Linked DNA regions of Homo sapiens: region 2 is linked to region 1. The links are chromatin loops, found by intact Hi-C in ENCODE. Cell type or tissue: Panc1. All regions are shown on one strand. Each heading gives the region's core, and the rest is flanking DNA. Links, peaks and the distances in the headings are about the cores only. Region 1 holds the start of ZNF618 (zinc finger protein 618). Region 2 overlaps ZNF618 (zinc finger protein 618).

What was found. Peaks named below come from ENCODE experiments on the same cell type or tissue, not always from the same donor. Only the 100,000 strongest peaks of a DNase experiment are listed, where the experiment ranks them.
Region 2: it touches region 1 in a loop (5-fold over the local background); 5 of 110 quality-filtered maps call a loop at or near these places.

Annotation. Positions count from the first base shown.
Region 1 is chr9:113,871,870-113,880,814 of GRCh38, forward strand. It overlaps ZNF618 (zinc finger protein 618), which reads left to right and starts at 4,440. Exons shown (of 15, transcript NM_001318042.2): 1 at 4,440-4,544. The coding sequence starts at 4,512. RefSeq lists enhancers at 1,863-2,363, 2,364-2,864. In Panc1, for the core only: CTCF peaks have their summits at 5,015 and 5,214; no DNase peak of the experiment used is centred there; H3K4me3 peaks cover 554 bases; H3K27me3 peaks cover 263 bases.
Region 2 is chr9:114,028,058-114,037,002 of GRCh38, forward strand. It overlaps ZNF618 (zinc finger protein 618), which reads left to right. Exons shown (of 15, transcript NM_001318042.2): 11 at 676-915; 12 at 4,588-4,671; 13 at 8,243-8,320. Among named protein-coding and RNA genes, the nearest start is that of AMBP, 46 kb to the right of the region's middle. In Panc1, for the core only: CTCF peaks have their summits at 5,494 (motif pointing left) and 5,695; no DNase peak of the experiment used is centred there.

The sequences.
Region 1 (8,945 bases), core at 643-8,642:
GGACTTCACACATTACATCATTTAATCCTCAGGGCACCCCATGAGGTAGATAAAACTGTTAGCATCATTTTATTTATTTTACTTTATTTTATTTCTTTTTATTTTATTTTATTTTATTTTATTTTATTTTATTTTTTGAGATGGAGTCTCGCTCTGTCGCCCAGGCTGGAGCACAGTGGCTTGATCTTGGCTCACTGCAACCTCCGCCTCCCGGGTTCAAGCGATTCTCTTGCCTCAGCCTCCTGAGTAGCTGGGACTACAGGCGTGTGCCACCACACCTGGCTAATTTTTGTATTTTTAGTAGAAATGGGGTTTCACCGTGTTAGCCAGGATGGTATCAATCTCCGGACCTTGTGATCCACCCGCCCTGGCCTCCCAAAGTGCTGGGGTTACAGGCGTGAGCCACCGAGCCTGGCCTATCATTTTAAAGATGAAGAAGTGGGGGCAAGAAGTTGAGCCATCTGCTGGAGACCACACCGCAGGGGAAGAGGACCAGAGCCAGTGAACCTGGGAACTGACGCCAGAGGCTGGGCTCATAAAATGATGTAGTAATGCTAGTCCTGGAGGCAGTGGGCTAGGCATGGAAGGAGTAAAAAGTTTCCAGAATTTGATAAACTCAGGCACGCCGAGTTGAACCACAGACCCTCAGAAGATGGGAGAGCCTGTGGGTGTCCCTCCCGGACCACGCTTCCACCGATGTGAGCATCTGTTCTTCCACACCCCTGACCAACAGTCATTTTTCCAACGCTGTATCACAGAGCCTGCTCCATCATAGAGCAGGTCTGGTCTTGTCCCCTGGGCGATCACAAAATATGTTGGCTCCTCCACCCACACACCCTCCCCCTTGAAGCTCTGCCCAGAGCTCGCCTGGTGTTTGTAGGGGTCCTCCCCTTCTCTTGGCTTCCCCACACTGGTCACAGTGTCATTGCTCTCGAAAGTGAGGGGGCTAAGATATGACCACAGTGCACCTGATGGGACCATAGCCACCTCATACAGTACCTAGCCACTTTCTTGGGCAGGTCCTCAGGACACTCCAAAAGTTCCACAAGGTGAGTATGCCCTCAGTTAATTCCTGAATGGAGACAAACCACAGCTCTGAGTGATTGCATAGTTTCTGCTGTGGTTTGGGAAATATGTGGGTTCATTTATAAGCTGGATTTTGTCAGGAAGACTTCAAGCTCAGCCATTGTCCCCTGAGGATACCCTTCATGGCCCATCTGATACAGAATGAAGAAAGGAAGCACTCTTCAAGGCCGAGACCCCTGGGGAGGAGATGCCTCTATGGTCGAGATGTGCTGATAGAAGGCCCAGCTCCTGGGACCCATGGGTGGCGAAGAAACGGAAAGGGCTTGCAGTGATTCTAGAAAAAGAAGGCTGAGAAGGACCATGAGCTTTTATAGGCCAGAGGTGCCTGAAGACAGGCTGTGGATTATTTCAGGTTGGTGGTCACTGATGCTCTTGAGTGAAAGCCACAGATTTTCTCCCCCAAAATGCACATACAGACATACATTTGGTTAAGGAGTAGTTCTTGGTTCCCCAAACCAATGCAAAGTCCCCATTTAAGAATCCCTGCTCTAGAGAGAAACTTCCATCTAATTAAGACCCTCCTGGAATCTTCGCTGACCCACGCCCGGGCTGGGTAGGACCCTTCCTTGAGCTGCACTGAGCACCTCACTGTTGGCACTGTACTGCAAAGGTTTGAAGAAGGTGGCCCTTAAACCAGCAACATCAGCATCACCTGGAAACGCATTAGAAATGCAAACTCTTGGTGCCTAACCTAGACCAAATGAATTCAAAACTCTGGGGTGGGCTCAGCAATCTGAATAGGCTCTCCTGCTGATTCCAAGGATCACTTGCATTTGAGAAGAGCTGCTGCAAATAGTTCTCCTCTTCATGGTGTGTGTCTGTCCTACTAGATACAAGGCACCTGGCACATAGTAAGTGCTCAAATGAATAATTATCGTATCAAGTTTTCCCGACTCCCAGGGCAGGAGTTTTTCCTTGGTACCATACAGCTTTCAGCTGTGGTGACTGAGACCCCATGTCATTTTGGATCTAGTTTCTACTCTAAGGCCTAAGATCAGGCTTGGCTCTACTAGGCAGAGGCGGGGACCCGGCCTTGAGGCAGGTGCCCAGAAACCTTCACACAAGGATCGAGCCAGACAGACATCAAATCTGGGAGCATCTTTCCAGGTAACAAGGCCCCAACCACCTGGTGGATGAGGGGCAGGTGGACTAGGGGCTGCCTGCCCAGCACATATGCTCAGGGCTCACAGGACCCAACTCTGCCATGCTCTGCAAGCTGCCCCTACTCACCTTGGTGCCTGCTGCACACCAGCCTGGGCAGAGGCTGCCAAACCTCTGGCAGGGACATACTTACCAGGTTGGTGGGGAGAAAAATGGCCACTTTCAATTTCAATTTTTAAGGAATCTCCAACTTTTAGGGGTCTGGGAGGAAGTGGTTAGAAGACTCCTCTTTTTTTTTTTTTTTTGAGACGGAGTCCCACTCTGTCACCCAGGCTGGAGTGCAATGGCGTGGTCTCGGCTCACTGCAACCTCCGCCTCCCGGGTTCAAGCAATTCTCCTGCCTCAGCCTCCTGAGTACCTGGGACTACTGGCTGGTGTGTGCCACCACACCTGGCTAATTTTTGTATATTTAGTGGAGAAGGGGTTCACTATGTTGGCCAGGCTGGTCTCCAATTCCTGACCTCGTGATCTACCCGCCTTGGCCTCCCAAAAGGATTATTTGCGTGAGCCACCACTCCCGGCCAGAAGACTCCTTTTAACGTCTTGTGTTATGAGTGTTTGTTAAGGGGGGCAAGAGTTGTGTTTCTTAATTTCATGTCTCCCATATAGGGCTAAACTCCCAATTTAACTTATTAGGGAAAGGAGGTGTCTTCTACACAGTGCCTCCGTTTCCTAAAATTTTAAAAATAACTTTTTTGAGGATTGTAGGGAAAACATTTCTGTAACCTTTCCTGTCTCATATTGCTCCAGTTCTTTAAACATTACAAAAAAGAACATTTGATTTTTGAAGGTGGGGGCAGAGAGAAGATACCTGGTTACTCTTAATTTCCAATGCTTTTATTTTTGAAAAGTACCCTTGCAGTTTTCTTTTGGGGAGGGGCAAAGAAGGATTTCTGTTCACCTTGCATCTCATAGAAGAGCAATTCTTAACATTTTTATTCCAAAAATCAACCAGTTGTGGGAGATGTAGGATGGATCCAGTAATCCCTCCTTGTCTCTATAATAGGGCAGGTCCTTCATACTTTCAATTTTTAAAAAATCGGATTTTTTAGGAGAATAGGGAAGAGAATAGAAAAAAAAATCCCTTTTAAACTTTCCCAAGTCACAAGGAGGCAGTTGCTCAAGTTAAAAAAAAAAAAACAACAATAACAACAACAAAAAAACTGGCTATTTTGGGGTGTTGGAAAGAAATATCCTGGTTCACGTTTTATTTCACATGCAAGTTTCTCAAATTTTCCTTCTCTAAATCAACCTAACTGGGGGATATGGGGGTGGGGGGCGCTAATATCCCTTAACCTTTAACCCCTCTTGTCTTACTGTAGGACCAGTTTTTCAAACTTTTATTTAGAAATACATATATATATTTTAATTTGGCAAGGATAGGCAGAAACAGCCGCTTCACTGGCATTTCACATAAAAGCGGCTCCTCAAGTATTTATTTTAAAAATCAGTCTGGCTGGGGGGCTAGAGTCCCCTTAACCACTCTTGTCGGACATGGGGCCAGTCCTTCAAACTTTTATTTTATTACATTAGTTTTTTTGGGAGGAGTGGCAGGGCAATAGAATATTCCCAATAAGCCTTCCAGTCTTCCAGCAAGCCAGCTCTTGAAAACTTTTATTTCAAAAATCAATCTGGTTTTTTTTTGGCGGGGGGGTACAGCGGGGTACAGAGTTCCCATTAACCTCTTGCGTTCCGCCGAGAGCCGGCTCCCTGAACTTTTTTTCCAGCGTGAAAATGACATTTCCGAGGGGCTGGGGGACTGGGGGAGGGCAGAAGGGAGCCGGGGAGCGGGCGCGGGGGGCGCGGGGAGGGCAGGGCGCGGCGCGGGAAAGTTTGGGGGGGCGGGTGTGCCGCGGCACTGGGGCTGGCGGACGGGAGGGCGGGCGCGCCCCTGGACCGGCCGGCTTTGTGTGCCACGCGGAGGCCGGCAGCGCGGAGGCCGAGGCCGAGGCCCCGAGCTCGCGGGCCGCACGGCGAGGCCGGCCCGGGGGCGGGCAGGGCGGCGGGGGGCGGCGGCGGCCCCGCGAGGGGCGGCTCGGCGGCAGCGGCTGCCGCGGCGCGGCCGGTGCGGGCCGGGGGTGGGGGCGAGGGCCGGCGCCCCCCCCGCGCGCCCCCAGCGCCCCCGCCCCCCCGGCCTGAGCGGGGCGGGCGGAGGAGGGAGCGGCGGCGGCGGCGGCGGCGGCGGCGGCGGCATTGTGCGCGCACCAGCAGCCCGGCCCGGGAGGAGCAGGACGCGCCGGGGCCGCCTCCTCCCGCACGGACCCATGAACCAGCCGGGCGGCGCGGCGGCTCCGCAGGTACGACGGGGGGCCGGGGGCATGCACCGCGCGGGGGACCCCGGGGGGCCGGGGCCCGGGGCGCTGCGCCACTTCATTGCAAGATTTGCAAAATGCAAAGTGCCTGGGCACGTTTGCGGGCTTTTTGTGGGCGCAATCGGGAGGGTCGGGGTCCGGAGAGCACCCCCCCGGGCGCTGCGGGGTGCGAGGAGGGTGGGGGTGACGAGGGGGTCTTTTGGGGCCCCCACCCAGCGCCCCCTCCGGCCCCGGGCTCGGACCGGAGCCCAGAAAACAAAGCGGCGAGAGAACAGAGCAGCCATTTCAGTTTGGACAATTCACATTTTGCAAAAATGCAACCCCTTCCAGCTCTGCCCCCTCCCCCCCAAATTTGCAATTTTCCCCTGACCCTCTCTGCGCTCGGGGTCCCCGATGACCCCCCGGGAGGTCTTTCCCCCCAGGTCCCCCATTTTTGCAACAATCTTTTTTTTTAGGCCATATTTTCCTTTCTCAATTTTTTTTTTCTAATTTTTCTTCAAACGGTAGTTTTTTCCCATTAAAACGACGCCACCTAGAGGATACTATTTTGTAAATAAAAAAGAAATTAAAATTGAAAAGAAATATTTTTTATTTCTTATTTTTTCAAAAGTTTGCACTACCAGGCAGTGGAGGGGTAAGAGATTCTTTTTTTTTCTTTTTTCGGGTGAAAATTTTCACTTTGATCTTTCCAGAAGCATGGAGACAATTTTTATTTCTGAAGCCAAATCCAGATAATATGTAAATGAAAATTAAGCTGGAATTTGAATGAATTTAGTTCTTGGAGGGGAGAAAGCAAAAAACCTCCTAAAAGCAAAGTCAGTTTGGGTACCCAACTCATTTTAGTTTGAGAAAAAAACTAATTGGAATAAAGAAAGGAGGGAAATTGTTGAGTTTAGGGAAAACTGAGAGAATTGGCTTTATGAAGCAATTAGAAATTGTACTTCATTGTAATTTGGAACTTGTTTAGCTCAGCGGGCAAAAAAAGACTAATTTCTCTATATGGCAATATTTAAAGTTTTTCTATTTCCACGAACGAAGGATTTAAAAGAGAAAATAGAACCTAAAATGTTGGCTTTGGACACACCCAAAAATTGTAGTTTTTTTTTTTTAATTTTGCATTTACATTTTACTGCATTTAAATCCTAAGATTCTAAAGAAAACAGAAACTAGAAAAGTTACAGTGAAATCCTTTCTTTCTTTTTTTCTGTATTTGTTGGGTTTTGTGTGTGTGTGTGTTTTTTTTGTTTTGATGGAATAATTAAGACTGTTTTCTGATTTTGTTTCCTGAAAGGTCTAGGCATTTCTTTTTTGTTGTTGTTTTATCCAGAAAATGTCAGGAACCTTTTTTGAGCAATATTAAGTGGAAAAAATGTAAATTCATACATTATACAAATTGAGTAGCCCACAGATTTGTAGGAGAGACCGCCATTAAAATAAGATATGCATAATTAACATTATTATGAAAAAACTAACAGTGGATTCACAGAAGCTCATTTTTTATGACATGCAACTGAATCAATTGATGAAGACAAGGATTGAGGAATCCTTGGTAAGGAAGAAAATTTTCCCTTTTCTGTCTTGTTCACCCTTCCAATTTGAAAAATTTATTACTTAAAAAAAATTTAGATTGGTTTCAGGCCTCTTTGATTGTGATGTGGGGTTGGTAGTTTATCAATATTTGTTATTTTTCAAAAACCTGATTACTTTCAAAGGGGGAAAAATCCATTAGCCTTGATCATTTTGGGGGGTTTGTGACCAAAAAAAAAAAATGCACAAATTTTACTGACTTAACAAGAAAAAGATAAAAGAGGGATGGGCAAAAAGGAGATGAAAATTCTGATTCTTATCCATCTTCCTTGGTAGAACACTTACTTTGCTGAAGAAATGTGATATAACACCAACTCAGCTGGTTTTAGCAGCAACAAAATAAAGGAAAAATAATCAAAATACAAACAAAAGCCAAACCCAAGGTTTGCCTTTGGAATATGAAAGCATATATGCAAACAATATTTCATGTGGAGGTTTTGGCCTTAAAATGAATCACATGAAGGTGAAACAAAAAAGAAAAAAAAATTTAAGAAGGCAAATAAATATTGACCGAATTGAAATTTGACAGATGAGAATAAAGTACCCACCCAAAGATGAAGCGTTTTGTGATAAATTAGTATCTAATTGAACTTGCTGGGGATTTTGAGCCTATCCCCCAAAAGTTACAATTTTTCTGTCCAAAAACAGCATATTGTTAGGACTTGCAGGGCGGGATCTTGGAGGGACCTTGGATTGGAAATTGATGGTGGGTCACCTGGGGCAAGAAAGGAAACCCTTTGCTCCTTTTGCCAGCCACTAGCTGGTCTTGGGAAAACTGGTGGCCCCAGTCCATAGATTCCCAACCCTGTTTTGTGGAAATTTGGATGTTTAAGTGGAATAAGTCAAATATATTATCTCTGTGAAATATATTTGACAATGGCAGAGGTTTGACATTTCCCATCATCGCCATTGCATTTGGGAGATTTTATTTTTTTAGTAACGAAATCCTTCAGGGCTGACTGGTCACATTCTGACATATTTGGAATGAGCTTTTTTTTTTTTAAGTAGCATAATTAAAAAAATTTTTTTCTGTTGAATTATTTAGGCCGATGAGTAGGACGGTCAAGGAATTTATAATTTCCAAGGGGCTTTGGAGGCCTCATGAGGCAGAAGGCCTGAGTTTAGCAGTGATGAAGGAGAGATGGGCTGGGGAGGGGTGGAGGGGGGTAGGGGCATCTGAGAAAAAGTCAGGGTTGTAGATAACAGGTTATTTCTGGTGCAAGGAATAAAAATATTGCAGCACGTCCCTTTGTGTGGCCTGGATCTCCTGACACACAATTCAGCTTCCTTCATTCCATTCTGCTGAAATTTTGTTCTGTTGTCTATGGCTAGAAGTTGAAAATCATTTCTGGTTTTGTAGAACTGTTTTTTTTTTTTTTCTGTTTTTTTTTTTTTTTTAAATTGGTTATTCTGATCATGTTTGTTGTAAAGGAAGTAGAGGTGCATGATGGTTCTATTGGGGGCGGGGCCAGTTTTCTTTTGTTTCTATTGGTGTCTCTCTCTGGATTGAGATCTGACCTTGGCCTTGGCTCTCTCACCTCCTATTTTAGGTGGACGTGTGACCAGAAATGGACATGTGAGCTAATTTTTATTAGCTCCTGTCTGTTCACCACATTCTCGTAGATTATTGGGCAAAATATCTGGCAAATTGGACTTGGGGGTGGTAATTTGATGATGGGCTGAATTATTTTGGCGAAAGATCGTTTATATTCAGTTTCACAGTGGAGACTCTTATTACTTAATGTTTTGCTTTTCTGCCTAAGGAGGTTTTTTTTTTTTTTTAATTTTTTCTAACAAGGTTTGAAATTTCAAGGGCCTGCTTTATAGTTTGACTTTGGAGCAAGCTAGGAAAAGAGGTTTGCTTATACTTCCAGCTCTGCACAGAGGTGAACTTGAACAAGGGTTCTTGCTTTTGCAGAACGAAAGCAACAAAGATGGCTGGTCAGTATAAGGCTGACCTCTCCCTCGTCCTAGAAAATAAACAGCCAATGGCTTGTTTCACTTGAGAAACTGGGTTTTAAAACTCCTCCAGTGTCAGATACAATATTTTTCTCACTTTTGACTCAGCTCTTGGCATGCTGCTTCCTCTGACCTCAGAATCCTTACGTCTTCTCCTTGGTGGGTGATAAGAACTTCCTTGCCATATATGACTGATGTATATAAGCCGACTTCTCATGGTCATGAGGAAATTTTGAATTTTTTCCATGTTCTTGTGATGTTTTGGGTCAGTTGTACCTTCTTTCTGGTGATGTAAAATGAAGTGGCTCTTTTCAGGAGCCCTAGCCCCCACAAGGTCTTGCTGTGTGACCTTGGACAAATCACTTTTTCCTTCAGAGCCTCAATTTTTGCATTTATAAAATGAACACTTGGGATCAGATCAAGGATAATAATAAATAGGTTTCATTTCTGATTGTAACTCCAAGGAATTGGTTATGGCTGCCTGGATCACTGTGTTGAGAAGGATTCTGAGGCCATATCCCGACTCCCATATTCTAGAGAGAGGGGTGCAGTGGCCAAACAGCATTGTAAATCAGAGTGGAGAGTGTACCTCTTAGTTACCATTCCCAGGCGAGACCTTGAATCATGGGCCATTAGTGGCCTGTGAAGTCAATTTAGTGAATCACAATCAGAATTTTTTAAAAACAAGAATAGACTAGAATATAGGGGAACAAAAAATAGCAGAGGCATACCACAGGGTACAGGTGAGTATCCTCTCATGAAACTTGTATTTATATTTGTGGATGTATGTGTGTGATTTGAAATAGATTTCCTCCTGTGGGTCACGGCCAAAAGAGTTTG
Region 2 (8,945 bases), core at 579-8,578, 160 kb after region 1:
AGGTGGAAACTGCTGGAGAGCCAGCCCCCGGTTCTCAGTGACTCCAGCTTCTACGGACTTTTCAGGTGAGGGAGGCAGGGGGCCTGGGTAATGGTGATGCAGGGTTCCCCAGACAGCATCCAGGAACTGCTACACTTATTTCAATTAAAGCGTCAGGTGTCCCATGAGAGCAACAGTTCCCAGTCAGTGCCCACAAGGCACCACAGAGCCCCTTGCCCTAAAACCTTGGAGGGACTATCAGGCCCCTCTGCCTCACCCCCAGCCCCGGCATGTCCCTGCCTGTCTACTTCCTATTGTAACTTCCAAGCCAGCCTTCCTTTAAAGGAAAAGGAGCTTAGAAACCAACATTCTAGAAGATGCACTTGGGCCTGGGTTAACCAATTCAGATGCCCTAAGAGCCAGTCAGTCCAGAGACTGGGCTGGTCAAGGGTTATGGGTGACCTACACAGTGGGCTGGTTGGTGGCCTCCAGATAACTAAGCGTGAGCTGACAGAAGGTTCCAGACTCCTGGACTTTCTCTGGCTCTGAGTTAAGTGAGAATCCTTGTTCTCTGTGGCACAAGAAGAGGTTGGACAGAGACAGTCCCAACCCTGGAATGTGGGGCTGGTGGCCCGAGAGGCCACTCACTCTGCCGGCTGGGAGGGCCCTCGGGGACTGAGAGCGTGACCCTCTCAGGTACTGCCCCCGGGTGGGAGCCACCGGATGATCCAGACACGGGCTCTGAGTGTTCACATCCAGAGGTCTCCCCATCTCCACGCTTCGTGGCAGCGAAGACCCAGACGAACCAGTCGGGGAAAAAAGCTCCGGCCTCCGTGGTCCGATGTGCCACCCTCTTACACCGCACCCCTCCAGCCACCCAAACCCAGACGTTCCGCACTCCAAATTCGGGATCTCCGGCGAGCAAGGCAACCGCAGGTACCAATGGCCTATGTGACCCCCACACTTTCTCCCCCACTGCCCTTCTCACCACCTGCCACAGCTGTGCCTGGGGTTGTTGTTGCCTTGCAAGAGCAAGAGTGGCAGTCCCGTAGTGATCTGGGACAAATCTGAGTCCCAGCTCTGCCTCTGGCTGGCTCTGTGACCATGACAAGCCACCTCACATTTCTGAGCCAAGTCTTCTCACCTTAAATCAGAGGGTTGTACAAGGAGGTTTGCAAACTTTTTTTTTTAAGTAGTAGAATATTTTTTCCCAAATCATGGCCTGAGGGGCCTGTTTTGACATTCTTCACAAGGTTTAAAAAATTTTTTAGTTAATTGCCAGCTTCTGAACATCAAATTTTATGTAAAACTTTTGATTTCTACCTGACATTGAAAAGTCAAACCTGGCAGTCCTGGACCCACTTTCCTACAGGACAACGATTGGCTGCCTCCTTGAGTAGAGTGTGTGCTCTCCACTTTTCCACATCCTCACCACGCCTTACTGCCTCCCCAACACAATGGCCATGTGGCAGGTGTCATTTCTCATTGTGATCACACTGTTGTCTGTCTTACATCCAACCCAGTTCATCTGTTTCTGTTGCCTGCCTGGACCCTGTTGGCATGAGTTTGCATCTCCCACCTTTCAGAAAACTTAATTTAAAAAAAAAAGTCATTTCAACAAGGATCTGCTCTGAACAAAGCAGGATAAGCCGGATGGTTGACCTAGATCTCTGGTCTCTTGCCCTCCCCCTCTGTAGCACTACCCGTGAAACTCCTCCATGAGATACAGGCCCAGCAGGAAATCAGTGGATGCCACCATTTCCTCAGTTCACACTGCAAAGGACTCTGGCTCCAGAGGGGTAAACAGACAATAAAAAGTTCCGAGAAGTTATTTCCTCCAGAAAAACTGGCCAGACACACTGTGTGCTGAGGACCAGCAGTCAGGAATTCTTAGATTCACGTTTGGATGGAACCAGCCCTGGGCCACCTGCCGGGACTTGTGGGTTGTAGGGCAGAGTGATGATGTGGTGCCTCTGGGACCGCGGGCCCTTCAGTTGTCCTCAGGAGACCAAAGCCATTTCTTAAATAAATAGATGATCAAGGTGAGAACTCAGGTAAAGGATCCACTTGGTTCATTCGGTGACTGACAACCCAGCCGAGTGATTAAGCCGTGCTTTCCTTTACTCCTCAGTTCAGGAGGCTAATTTTGGGCAAGGGCGTGATTCTTCGAAGATATGTTTATTGTGCTTAGATCTCCCAAAAGGAGAGTAGTCAGTCAGCCTTGAAGGTTTGAAGGTCATGGTTTTTCAGGTACCGTGTTGAGAAAAGCCAGTAGCCGTTGTGTTTTTCAACAGTAGCATAAATTAGTTAGAAGCAAATTGGTCATCACGGTCTCATTGGTGATAGATATCGGCTCCACTAAATCATGGAATCGTGGCTTTCAAATCTTGCTTTCTCTCTTGCACTTTGTGGCTGGGAGTTTTTATGCCTGCGGTTTCTGCAGAGGGCGGCCCACAGGGTGTGGTACGTGGCCGGTCTCCAGCTTCAGTGTCTCTGAGTAGGCATTCAGCAAGCTATGGGACAGGCCTCAGGCTGCCTTCATGTGCCTTGGAAGACTTGTGGGTAGGGGTCACCTCTGGATTCACCAGCTGAGCAGGTCAGAGGGCATCCGGTTGGGAGCAGGAGCCTGCATGGGAGATAAGATAGTATGTGGTTGAGGAAGAAACTGTCAGTCACCTCCTGGTCCTGGAATAAGTGGCCCTTCATGTGTGTATGGGCACGTCCCTGTATGGGATTTCACCTCTGGTGCTGCATGTTGATTTTTCAGCCAGAGGTACTTGTGGCAAGGAAAGCTATTCAAAATGTGCATTATCAGCTGAGCAGTGTAAGAGTTTGCAGCCTCAATTGTGGTAAGTTTACCAGCATGCTGGTCAGAAGTCCTCCATAGATGAGTACCAGTCACCCAACGTACACAAGGATGAAGATGGAGTAGGCAGTCACTTCTCCACACAAGGCCTTTTTCAAAAGGAAGCACCTCCCCCTAAAGTGAAGTCTGATTCTGCCGTCTTGGAGGGTTAGGAGTACATCCAACCCCAGTAACTTGACAATCTCACTCTTTCCTCTGTTTTTTCACCTGTGAAATGGGAATGACAGTGCAGCCCTCACAGGGCTTTTGGGAGAATTAGAGGGAACTTGGATGTAAAGTATCTGGTCCAGTGCCTGGTACATAGGAGGTGCTCAGCGAATGAGAGCCCCCCACCCCCACCCCTTTCCCTAGACCGAGAACAGAGGGGCCTTCTGTGCCAATTTGTAGATGCTCCCTGGGACTCTCAGCCCAGGCATTTCACAGGCACATTTTGAAGGGAGGGTTGTCCTTGTAATGTTAGCTGCAGCCTCTGCAGGAAGGAGCCTGTGTCAGGAGACGTTGTTACAGTGGGATGACAGGGGTCGGGGGGAGGTGGGAATTGGGCAGGGTCTGCAGGCACTGCCTCTGGCTTCCTTTCCCATTGTCCCCATGACCATCCGCAACCCTGGCACCCACAAACTAAGCACTTGCTCTTCCGGAGCAGGGTGGACCAGGTGAGAGTGGCATTTCCCAAAGTGCATTCTCAAGATCACCAATTTTGTGAGATATTTCAGAATCTAATGTTTTAAAAATGGGGTTCTGTGGGAACCCCTCTTATGTTTGGGGAAGGCCAGGTTAAGTAAATCTAAATGGGTCTGTTTGCGGGCAGACTTTGCGGAGCCTTTGATATCTTTGGGCAAATTGTTTCTCCTTAAGAAATGCACTGGGTCAGCTGCACATCCCAAATTGACTGGTTCCCTGAGGTCTTTATCTCTGGGATCGTCCGGCATCCCCCTCATGCCTAGAGCACCTTGGAAAAGCTGGGCTGTCTTCCAGCTCGGATCATCTGTTTCAATACCTTCTGCAGGTGGGGGTGGGGGATAAAAATTCATGGTTTTCCACCTGGTTGGACCCTATCTCTGCATTGCAGGGTTTCCAGAGAGCACTTGGAAGAGGGTGGGCCCCTCAGGTAGATGGCAGCCTGTAAGCAGAGACACCCCAGTAGTCACTCAGGGGGAACCCATCCCTTCCGCTGGGGGAACAACTGACCAGACTTTGCCTGGGTTTGGCCTCTGGGGGTGTGGGGCTACCCCTGCTCTCCCTGTCACGCCATCTGTTGCAGGATACCCTCCCTGTCACCAGGGACCACCTAGCTGATGGAGCTGGAATCACCAGAAAACATGCTGTCATCATCTATGCACTTCGGTGGGGCCCGTGGCAGCAGAATCTGACAGGGAGTGGTGGGCGGTAGATCCAATGATTTGCTGTCACGGTTGTGGCTCTCCAGGAGCCAAAGATGGGAGACTCAGGCCCATTTGCCATCTGCTCTCCTGCTGGATTTCATCTTTGTGTTTTTGGGCATGTCACTCCCCCGGCCCCCGTGCCTGGGCCTCCTGGGCCCTGCCAGGAGGGTCTCTTGGGGCCCTGCCAAGGGACTAGGCCACTCAGAGGGTCCTGGGGAGATCTGGCTTGAGGTCCTGGAGCCCTCACGAGAGCTAGTTGGCCCAGCAGAGTCCTTGGCCTTCACCCAGCCTACCCCTCCCTTGAGACCTAGTGCTGACCAATCACCATTGTTTTCTTTCTCTCTCCTGTCCCCCACCCAGCAGAAAGCGCTTTCAGTCGGAGAGTAGAAGGCAAAGCACAAAACCACTTTGAAGAGACGAACAGCAGTTCGCAGAACTCCAGCGGTGAGTGTGCCCCTTGACAGCCATCCTGTGCGGTAGCTGCCAGCTTCGCCCGCTCCCCCCTGGCAGCCGCGGCAGCATCCTGTGGGCTGGGGTCTTTGTGGTGCATTATGGATCTTGTTGGGAGGAGGCTGGGAGCAGGGAATTAGAGGGAGACCACAGAGGCAGGAGGGGCCTTTTCTTCCAGGGACATTCCTCTGAGCCTTGGGCATCAGTGGACAATGCCTCCTCTCTGTCTCCCCCATGGAGAGAGCAACACCCCTCCCCATAGCCTGCGGCATCAACTCAGCTGACCCCAGATGATTGGGCCTGAGAGAGCCACTGCTATGTTTTTAGGGTAGATGTCTCAGCCAGTTTCTTTACAGGAGAAGCAAAGGAAGTGCAGTTGAGAGAGCTCTAAGAGGCCGGGCGCCGTGGCTCACACCTGTAATCCCAGCACTTTGGGAGGCCAAGGTGGGTGGGTCACTTGAGGTCAGGAGTTCGAGACCAACCTGGCCAACATGGTGAAATCCCATCTCTACTAAAAATACAGTAGCTGTAGTCCCAGTTACTCAGGAGGCTGAGGCAGGAGAATCACTTGAACCCAGGAGGCAGAGGTTGGAATGAGCCAAGATTGCACCACTGCACTCCAGCCTGGGTGACAGAGCGAGACTCTGTCTCAAAAAGAGAGAGAGAGAGAGAGAGAGAGAGAGAGAGCTGTGAGAGCCAGAGGCTCCAAGTTCTGGTCTCATTTTGGCCCTGGAGCCACTGGAACGAAGATTCCCTTCCAGCCCCTACCTGCTCAAGTGGGTTTAAACTGAGGCTCTAGGTGGTCTCTGGCGCCCCCTGACGCCTGCCTCTTCCAGGACCGCGGCAGAGCCCTAGAATGTCCAGAGCAGCAGCCAAGGGGCCTCTCCCACCAGACCCGGGGTCAGCCTGGGGGGTGCCTGGCTGGTCACCAGCAGCCTCTGTCCGAGCAGGGCACAGCAAGCTGTTCTGTACCCTGAGAGGCAGGGCAGGAGGGGAGAGGAATTCTCACATTGTGGTTACATTAGGGGAAGGCACCCACTCACTTTCTTGCATGGTTGAAATTTAATTCACTACATATTAGGTGTCAGCCTGTGCCAGGCACTGGGCTGGGCACTACTGCCTGGGTGTGGACAGGTGACGAACACATCACAACTGTCGGGGACCCTCTGAGACAGCCAGGAGCGCAGACTTGAGTGTGGAGGCATCTGCCTAGTAACAGGAGCTCCACTTCGGGCTGTTACTCACATATGAACCCCAGCTCCACCACTTACTAGCTGGTGACTTAGGCTAGTCTCTGAATTCCTCCTCTGCTGTAAAGTGGCTTGATGAACACACACAGCCCCGTGGTGGTTGTGAACATTCAGTGAGTCCCTGGCACAGATTACATACTCAGGTGTTAGGGTTTTTTGGTGGTGATAGTTGGTCATTTTTATTTTTTAAGTAAACCAAGTGATTTGATGACTGCTTTGCGGAAGGGAATGAGGTTTTGAACAACGTAATCCACCCAACCTCTCCAAGAGGTGGGCCTGAAAGGGATGGAGTGACTTGCCCAAGGCCACACAGGAATAAGTAGTAGCGCCGGGCTGGAACCGAGGTCTCCAGATGTGCCCTGTGCTCCCAGCCAAGCCATGCTGCACCCCCATGCGTCCCCTGCCCCCAGAGCTAATATTCACAATCGGGAACGATAGCGCAAGCACTGCTGCTGCTGCTGCTGCTGTTGGCAGCCACCATTGATTGAGCGCTTACTGTGTGCCTGGCATGTGTTCAGAGCTTTATATGTCTTATCTGTCTTCCTCCTTTCCACAGCCCCATGGGGGTCAATGTTATTGTTATCCCCACTTTTTGGAGTGGGAAACTGAGGCTCAGGAGAGGTGGATTGCTGCCCTAGGTCCCCCAGATTATAAGTGGTGGAGCCAGGATTCCCCATCTAGACCATCTGGCCCCGCTGTGCTGCCTGCTGCGTTTGAGGCTTGCCAACCTCTGGCAGTGCCAGGAAGTGAGGGAGAGATGCCAGCCAGCAGGAGCCCTCCAAAGCACAGCCGCTCTTGGTGGCTGCTCTGGTGTTTGGTACCAAACATCCCCACCCTGGTGCCAGAACCTAGAAGTAGCTGCCAGCTCCCTGTCCTGAAGTGAGCTGCCATGCAAGGATGTCTTCTCACCAGTACTCATGTGTCCTCACTCTTTCAGAGTGTAGGGTGTCCCGGAGGGATGGCAGTGACTTGTCTTGCCCTGCCTGGTGGCCCCAGCACCCACAGTAAACCTTGATCCTCTGAAAGGCATGGCCTCTGTGTCAAGCCTCCCTGCAACCCCACCCCAGATTGTGAGCCTTCCTCTCGGATGCTCCCCACTCCTCTGAAAGCCCCATCTGGCTCACTGGTTATTAAGAATAAAAATTATGACTATCAGCACAGAACAGCAGAACTAGAAGAGATGGCTAAACTGTTTCTCTTTTGCAGAAACTGCAAGTCCCCTGATTTCCAACCCTTTCCCTCTCCTACAGAGTAAGTGATGGTCCCGTTGGGGGGCTGGAGAGGGCAAGGCAGGGCAGGGAAGGAACTCAGCCAGCCACGTGCTCCTGGAGCCTCCAGGCTGTGTGAGATGGGCCTTGGGCTGCCCTCCCGGGCAGACCCGGCAGCTGGTGGAGGCAGGCCGAGGTCCAGCCCTGGGCGGGTGGAGCAGTTTGGACGGGGTGGGGCAGAGCCCTGACCAGCAGCAGCCTTGGCTCTGCTGCCCCAGCCCTGGCAGGAGCTCAGGCCTTCCCATTCACGGTCGTCGGGCAGCCTCAGGACACCTCTTCCGAGCCCCATCGCAGCCGTCTTTTTCTTCTTTTCCTTGCTCTTCTTCCCACCCCTCTTTCTTTTTCCTCTTCCTTCTGTCCTTCTCCCTCTTCCTTCTCTCCTCCTCCCTCTTCTCTGCCAGGCACTGACGTGAGTGCTAAGAGTAGAGAGCTGAGTGATCCAGGCCCCTGCACCCCTTGTGCCTGTTCCTACGCGTGCCCTCCCTCACTCCTCCCTCCCTCTCCTCCCTTTCCGCATCAGATCCCCACTTCCTCCTGCTTCTCTGTGGCTTTTTCCACTTCTTACCCTTTTCCTTCTTGTTTTCCTTATGTCTGTTACCTTGGTTTTTATTCATTCATACATTCATTCATTTGTTCACTTGGCAAATAGTGACCTCATGTGGTTCCAGAGAGAGAGCTGGGGCTGTGACACCCTGAGACTCAGTCTCTGCCCCAAGAGGGCCGTTGGTCTGTTGATGTTGATGTTGTCCTCCCTACCCCCATCTCAAGTGCGCCGAACAGTGGCTGGCACGCAGTAAGCACTCAATAAATAGCTGCTCAATTGAGCTAATGGTCTCTCTCTGCATGGCTTCCTCTCTCCATCATTCCTTCACCCAGCTTCTCCCTCATGGGTCTAGTGACGGGGGAGGCAGGCAGGCTGGGCCCGGAGCCCTGAGCACAGAGACCCGGTGTGTGTTTGGGTTCCCACTTGCAAAGCTGCCTGCAGCCCAGCAGAAGGTGTCTGCGTCGGTTCCACCCCTCACGTGGCTGCCGCATTTCTCCCTCCAGAACCCTACACCTGCGGCGCCTGTGGGATCCAGTTCCAGTTCTACAACAACCTGTTGGAGCACATGCAGTCCCATGCAGGTAAGTAGGATACGGCTTCTCTCCCCCTCTCCTTCCTCAGTTCCTGCAAATTGAAGAGATGGTTAGGGCCTGACCTGAGGCCCCTGGAGAAGGCCGCTCTTTCCTGGAAAATGGTCACAGGACATGGAACCTGCTTGCAGGGAGCCCCAGTCAGTCAGTTATTAACACAGGCTGGTCTGTGCTCTGCAGGTGGGGGCGGTGGGGAGGCAGCACAGGCTCTGTGGGAACACGGAGAGGTGGGACAGAGTTGAAGAGACTTCCTGGAGGTGGTGGCCTCTTGGCTGGTCCTAAAGGCCAAGTAGGAGCTAGCCTGGAAGCGAAATGTGCAGGTGGAAATGGAACATGGTTTGAGATCAAGGTGAGCAGAGACAGAAGGTGGGGATGGAGAGACATGCAGCCCAAGGCAAGCTGGGCTAAGGCCCACCTCAGAGCAGAGTCTCATTCACTAACACCCTATGTCCCAGAATGCAGTTGCGCCCAAACCTGAGGACACATCAGAATTACCAGGAGGGCTTGCTTGAGCACAGATTTCTAGGCTCCATTGTGAATTTCTGATTCTGTAGGTCTGCAGAGGTGGGGACTAGGATTTGCATTTCTGGTAAGTCTTAAGACAGTGCTGATGCTA